Linked DNA regions of Homo sapiens: region 2 is linked to region 1. A link is a contact called in ENCODE POLR2A ChIA-PET data. All regions are on one chromosome and are shown on one strand. The core of a region is the stretch at or near the end of the contact, and the rest is flanking DNA. Distances in the headings are between cores, read along the strand shown.

Region 1 (3,739 bases), core at 329-2,828:
AGGTTTAACAGAGTTTGTATTGACAGTGAGCTCCTCCTGCAATTTAAGGACTTCTACTTGCAAAAATTCAACTTACACATAGCTTTTCAAGAATACACTCACTGCCATGGAGTCCACTATTAGAGGGAGTGAGGACAAAGAGTCAATGAGAAGCAAGAAAACGTAGAGATAGAAAGAGGGATTGTGGGAGAATGAAGAAAACTGACAGCAGCCACTTCCAGCTTACATGTCCCAACCCTGCTTACAATTTTCAGTCACACAGATCACAAAGAGCATCTCTGGGCATTACTAAATTTATGATTGCCAAATCACAGCATCTCAGTCTTTAATACAGTATTTACAAAGTACAAAAGTGGTCCCATACCTGACATTCAAAAATGCCTCTGTTATCCTATGTATATTGTAATTTCTTTCAGGAAAAAACCCATATATGATTACACAACTTTTGTAACATGTAAATTATACTACTTTTCCCTTTTTTCTGAAGTTTTCCTATTAAACTAGCTTCCCATTTATGGACTATATCCTCAGAATTATTCGCAAGTCAGATGCTGCCAGACCCTGCATTGTGTTTAACAGAACCAACGGTTCACAATTCTGTCTCCACCCTGGCTTGTACTCTACTGGGACAAATGTTGATATACACTAAAATGACTAAGTAGGTCAAAGAGCAGGATAAATCAACACTCAGTGTGTTCCCCAAGCTGAATCACCCGAAGACTTTTTATAACATAAAGTCTGATGAAAACTATCCAAGGTAGGCTGGGCACAGTGGCTCACGTCTGTAATCCCAGCATTTTGGGAGGCTGAGGCGGGTAGATTACCTGAGGTCAGGAGTTCAAGACCAGCCTGGCCAACATGGTGAAACCCCACCTCTACTAAAAATACAAAAATTAGCCAGGAGTGGTGGTGCACACCTGTAATCCCAGCACTTTGGGAGGCTGAGGCAGGAGGATCACTTGAGGTCAGGAGTTTGAGACCAGCCTGGCCAACATGGCAAAATCCCGTCTCTACTAAAAATACAAAAATTAGCCGGGTGTGATGGCATGCACCTGTAATTCCAGCTACTCCAGAGGCTAAGGCATAAGAATCACTTGAATCTGGGAGGTGGAGGCTGCAGTGAGCCAAGACTGCGCCTCTGCACTCCATCCTGGGTGATGGAGTGAGACTCTGTCTCAAAATAAATAAATAAAATTAAAAAAAAAAAAAGAAAAATAAAAACCATCCAGGCTTTCACCAGAAAGTAGAAACTGACAAAACAGATGTACAGTGAAGAATTAAACCTTACTTAAAGAGAGTCTGGCCTTTGTGCTTGGCTTCTGAGAGGTAATCTCTAAGCCTAGTGGAATGCCATGCCTGATATAAGTGTCATTGTTTGCCTGGAGTCTTGAGTCACTGGATAGTCCAATTACGTGATTTAGGAGCAGGCTGGCCACACTGGATAGTTTTAGGGCAGGGGTTTTGGGTCACATGGTATCGGTACACCTCGGGAGAGACTGGAGACTGAGATTAGCCACATGGGCAGTCAACTATGATTGCACAATAGAGCACCAATAAAAACTGAACACACAGGTCTGGGTGAACTTTCCTGGTTGGCAATATTCCATGTATGCTGGCACACACTGAAGCGGAGAGAGTAATACTTTCCTGACTCCACAGGGAAAGGACAAATGAAGTTCCACCTTTGGTATTTTTTTGGACTCTGTCCTACATACTTCTTCCCTTGGCTGATTTAATCTGTATCCTTTTCCTTGTAATAAAACTGTAACCTCCTTGTAGTAAAGCTCTAACCATGAGTGTAACCACCAGCAAGTTCGGTGAGTCCTTTTATCAAATTATCAAGCCTCGCAGGTGGTCTTAGGGACCACTGAACTTTCAATTGGTATCAAAAGTTGGTGCCACAAGTGGGTGGTCATATGGACTGTGTTTCCTCTAACTTCTTAGTTGGCTGACTCCTTGCAACAGTGCTACTGTTCCCCTTTTCAGACTATCACACCTGTATTTGGTAGAGTGATCTGTATATTTGCCTTATCCCACTATAGGCCTCTGGACCTTGAGTGCCACAACCACTTCCCATACCTAATCTACTGAGGTTATTTTGATTCCTCCCCTCCCATAATCACCATTTTAAAGAAAACATTGATGGCAACAACTCTAGCATTGTTTAGGATTTACCTTTGTTCTGAAAGAGCATCTGCAGGAAATAACTGATGTGCGAGAGCATGGTCCACAGTCTCCTTCATGGCAGAGCTTTTCACAGGTATGAATGAAATCTTTAATAAAAACGAAAAGAGCTGGAAATGAAAACTGCAACTACTCATTTTCATACTCCCAAATTTGCTAGCCACACTGGTCTTCCCCTCCATGCCCTGCAACTCCAGAATCAGAGTTGAGGGAAGTATGCAGTCAATGCTTCTTCCCTATCTTCCCTTCATCTGGCAGACTGGGCCTTTTCTGACAACTTCAGGGCCCAGCTTAGACACTGGAATATGCTTTAAAGTATACGACGATTTGCCTAAGTCAAAAAAAGGCCAAGTGTGGTGGCTCATGCCTATAATTCCAGCACTTTGAGAGGCTGAGGTGGGAGGATCGCTTGACCCCAGGAGCTCGAGATCACCTGGGAACATGGTGAAACCCTGTGTCTACCAAAAAAAAAAAAAGCACAAAAACAAGAAATTAGCCAGGAGTGGTGATGCAGGCCTACAGTCCCAGCTACTCAGGAGTCTGAGGTGGGAAAATCTCCTGAGCATGGGACGTTGAGGCTACAGTGAACTGTGATCGCACCACTGAACTCCAGTCTAGGTGACAGAGCAAGACCCTGTTTCAAAACAAATAACAAAAACACAGAATAAATCTTCTTTTTCCTCAGGCCCCACATCTCCAGTGTAGACTTGAATCTCCCTAAAACTGTAGCCATGGATGACTTTAGTGGAATGCTGTCGACTCTGAAAGTCATCTGGGGATTATAAATAATCAGAAGCCATGATCCACAGTCTGACTGACTAGAGCTCTGTGAATGTCTGGTGGTGCCTGCATCCATGCTGCTAAACTAGGTTTAGGACAAGTCCTGTTTCCAGGACCCTATGGGGATCACCTGGGGTCTCTTATGGCTACTGTTTACATGGTGTACTTTTTCTATTCTTTAACTTTCAGCCTCATTGTATCTTTGACTATAAAGATTGTCTCCATGGCCTGGTGCGGTGGCTCACGCCTGTAATCCCAGCACTTTGGGAGACCGAGGTGGGCAGATCATGAGGTCAGGAGTTTGAGACCAGCCTGACCAACATGGTGAAACCCTGTCTCTACTAAAAATACAAAAAAATTAGCCAGGCGTGGTGGCGCCCACCTGTAATCCCAGCGACTCAGGAGGCTGAGGCAGGAGAATCGCTTGAACCTGGGAGGCGGAGGTTGCAGTGAGCCAAGATCATGCCACTGCACTCCAGCCTGGGCAACAGAGCAAGACTCCATCTCAAGAGAGCATATAGTTGGATCTTGTTTTTTAAATCCAGTCTAAAAAATTTCTGCTTTTGGCTGGGTGCAGTGGCTCATGCCTGTAATCCCAGCACTTTGAGAAGCCAAGGTGGGAGGACTGCTTGAGCCTAGGAGTTCGGGATCAGCCCAGGAAATAGAGTGAGATTCCACCTCTATAAAAAATAAATAAATCAAAACTCAAAAATATCTGCTTTTGCTCAATCCATTCACATTTAATGTTACTGTTATAGCTGGATTTATGTTCGTC
Region 2 (3,739 bases), core at 616-3,115, 540 kb before region 1:
CAAGGCGGGTGGATCACGAGGTCAGGACTTCAAGACCAGACTGACCAATATAGTGAAACCTAGTCTCTACTAAAAATACAAAAATTAGCTGGGTGTGGTAGCACATTCCTGTAATCCCAGCTACTCAGGAGACTGAGGCAGGAGAATCGCTTGAACCCAGGAGGCGGATGTTTCGGTGAGCCGAGATCGCGCCATTGCACTCCAGCCTGGGCAACAAGAGCGAAACTCCATCTCAAAAAAATAAAAAAACAAAAACAAAACAAAAAATAATTTAAAAATAAAAAATATCTAGGCAAAGATGTACCCTAAAATGCATAAGCAAAAAGTCATTAAAAAACATTATGTCCCGGCCAGGCACGGTGGCTCACACCTGTAATCCCAGCACTTTGGGAGGCTGAGGTGGGCAGATCACCTGAGGTCAGGAGTTCCAGACGAGCCTGGCCAACATGGTGAAAACCCCGTCTCTACTAAATATACAAAATTAGCCGGGTGTGGTGGTGGGCACCTGTAATTCCAGCTACTAGGGAGGCTGAAACAGGAGAATCACTTGAACCCGGGAGGCCTCAGAGATTGCAGTGAGCTGAGACTGCACCATTACACTCCAGCCTGGGCAACAAGAGCGAAACTCTGTCTCAAAATAAATAAATAAATAAATAAATAAATAAATAAATAAAACATTGTATATGTAACTATGTAAAACCAAGTATAAACTGACTTGGAGCAAAATTTAGGTAACCCCCAATGTGCAGTATTAAATAAGTTTTGTTATCCTACTAATTATTTTCAGATGGAATTTCAGCAATGACAAAAAAAATTACATGTTTTTGTTTGTTTTGAGACAGGGTCTCTTGCCCTGGCGGGAGTACAGTGGCACAATCTGGGCTCACTGCAGCCTCGACCTCCCGGGCTCAAGCAATCCTCCTACCTCAGCCTCCCAAGCAGCTAGGACTAGAGGCCTGCACCACCACACCCAACTAGTTTTTTTCATTTTTAGTAGAGACAGGATTCTGCCATATTGCCCAGGCTGGTCTTGAGCTCCCAAGCTCAAGCAATCCACCCACCCCAGTCTCCCAAAGTGCTGAGATTATAGGCGTGAGCCACCATGCCTGGCCAAAAAACAATTACATATGAATAATGAAATATATCCCAATTATTCCTGCTACCTATTTATTAACATACTATTAAGTAGGTGAAAAAGTTTCCTAGTCCTAAATACAATTGTACTTGGTAATAGCTCAGCTGATGGCAAATGTAGTGGTTACTGTTGTATTTGGATTTGTGCCTGGATTTAGTGTGAAATGAGGATATTCCCACTGCTGAGTTTTTCTGCTACGTCATCAGATCACATCTGCCATAGGATATGTTTCCAACATAACATCAGCAAAAGCAATCAAGACATATTTTTTGGGGGGAGGGTAGAGCAGGTTTTCATTTTTCCAAAAATTGCACCAAGGTAAAGCAAAGCTCTAGCTGAGGCGGGAGTGTTGTGTAGGCATTAGCAGTGCTGCCCTTGTTATGCAATCCTTGGACAGCAGCGCAACCCCAAGAAAAGGGTGGTTAAAACATGCTTTCTTATTAACTTGCTCAAAGTGTCAAAAGTCTGCCAACTACAAATCTTTAAAATGTTCAATAATAGTATGTGGGAAAAAAAAGTGTGTGTACACACACACATCCCCCCTAGTAAGGCTATATAATGTGCTGCAGGTTTTAAGGTCAAACTGACAGAAAGGCTGGGATCCTGGCTAAGCCCCACCCTTAAGTTTGTCCTAAGTGAAAACAGCTGACCCTATTTTTCAGCCCAAATGTTGCCTTTTTGGCCTGCCCCGCCCCTATCCTGTGCCCATAAAAAGACTTCAGCTGGCAGAGCAACACAAGCGGCTGAGTGTCAAGGATACAAGCAGCTGAGCATAGGAAAAATTCGGCTATCTTCAGACAGTGCGGCTTCGGAGAGGGGCCTGCCAGAGACAGCCCAGCTTCAGGGAAAGATCACCTTCCCATCCCCTTTCCAGCCTCCCTTTCCGCTGAGAGCCACCCACTGCTCAATAAAGTCTTCTGCATTCATCACCTTTCAAACAGTTCGTGTGAGCTGATTCTTCCTGGACACCGAACAAGAACAGGGTGCTGAGAGGACAGGGGCCACCATCCTGACTGACCCTCCACTGAGGTGGCTGGCACTTGGCAGGCCCTGTCTTGCTCTGTTACCCAGGCTGGAGTATCGTGGCACGATCTCAGCTCACTGTAGCCTCTACCTCCCAGGTTCAAGCAATTCTCCTGCCTCAGCCTCCCAAGTAGCTGGGAGTACAGGCGCATACCACCATGCCCAGCTAATTTTGGATTCAGGAGGCTGAGGAAGGAGAATGGCGTGTACCCAGGAAGCAGAGCTTGCAGTGAGCAAAAGACTTGAACAGGCATTTCACAAAAGAGGATATCTAAATGCCAGTAAATAAATTCAGTTAATATGGTGTTCAACATCATTAGTCATCAAGGAAATGCAAATTAAAAGCAAAATACCTAAAATGAAAAAGACTAGCAAAGATGCAAAACTACCATAACTCTCATATAGCGCTTATAGGAATGCAGAACAGGTACAACCAGCTTAGAAAACTGGCAATCTTACTACACCTGTACATATATGTAGCCTAAGGTTCAAAAAGTCCACTCCTTAATAAATATTTTCACCAAAATACAAAAACTGAAATGTTCATAAATAGGAATATACATACAGACAAAATCTGAAACTACCCAAATGACCCTCAATAGGAGAATGGATGAAGTGGAAGAGTCATTTATAGATTACTACCTAGCATGAGAACAAATGATCTACAACTACACATAATGTGGGTAAATCACATCAACATATATGACAAAGAAGCCTGACACAAAAGAGATTCAAAAAATAAAAAAAATTATGGCCGGGCACGGTGGTTCACGCTTGTAATCCCAGCACTTTTGGAGGCCGAGGCGGGCAGATCACAAGGTCAGCAGATTGAGACTGAAATGGTGAATTTTATGTTATATATACTTTACCACCAAAAAAACCAGGAATATTTAGGACATTGGAGGGGACAAAAGTTTTAAAATAGGACACAAAAAGTAATATCCATAAAAGAAAACATTGATAATTCTGATTTTATTAAAACCAAGAACTTCTGTTTCATCGAAAAAATCATTAAAACAGGGAACAAGCAAGCCACAGAGTGGAAGAAGTTATTCACAATACATGTATGTGGATTCACATACACAATCCAACAAATGATTTAATATGCACAGTATATAAAGAACTCCTATGAATAAAGAGTATGACTCTATTATGAAATTCAAGAATAAGCAAAATTAATTCATACTGTTAGAAATTAGGATAGGGATTATCCTGGGAGATGGGAAGATGGTTCTGTAAGAGAACACAAGAAAGGGCTTCTTGTAGTACTGGCAATTTTCTTTTTTCATGATCTGAAGACTAGATATACAGATGCCCCAGTGTGTGAAAATCCACCAACTGCTATATTTATGACACATACAACTTTCTACCTTCACATGTTTTGATCAAATTAAAAATGTTGGCTGGGTGCGGTGACTCACGCCTGTAATCCCAGTACTTTGGGAAGCCTAGGCGGGTGGATCGCCTGAAGTCAGGAGTTCGAGATCAGCCTGACCAACAAGGTGAAACTCCGTCTCTACTAAAAATACAAAAATTAGCCAGGCGTGGTGGCAGGCACCTGTAGTCCCAGCTACTCGGGAG

Evidence for each region. ChIA-PET counts read pairs that join two places held with the same protein, here RNA polymerase II (POLR2A).
Region 2: POLR2A ChIA-PET joins it to region 1 with 24 read pairs in activated CD4-positive, alpha-beta T cell. The contact joins two enhancer-like sites. POLR2A ChIA-PET finds 5 or more read pairs at or near these places in 3 of 52 experiments (OCI-LY7, PC-9 and activated CD4-positive, alpha-beta T cell).

What each region holds. Positions count from the first base shown.
Region 1 is chr9:33,327,115-33,330,853 of GRCh38, reverse strand. NFX1 (nuclear transcription factor, X-box binding 1) reads right to left here. Exons shown (of 24, transcript NM_002504.6): 10 at 2,176-2,273. Among named protein-coding and RNA genes, the nearest start is that of NFX1, 38 kb to the right of the region's middle. Within about 2 kb of position 1,578, at least 17 of the 41 ENCODE cell types and tissues checked have a DNase peak (open chromatin) inside an H3K27ac peak, as active enhancers do.
Region 2 is chr9:33,866,359-33,870,097 of GRCh38, reverse strand. All of the region lies in intron 1 of UBE2R2 (ubiquitin conjugating enzyme E2 R2), which reads right to left. It also overlaps the pseudogene RNU4ATAC11P. Among named protein-coding and RNA genes, the nearest start is that of UBE2R2-AS1, 49 kb to the right of the region's middle. Within about 2 kb of position 1,865, at least 17 of the 41 ENCODE cell types and tissues checked have a DNase peak (open chromatin) inside an H3K27ac peak, as active enhancers do.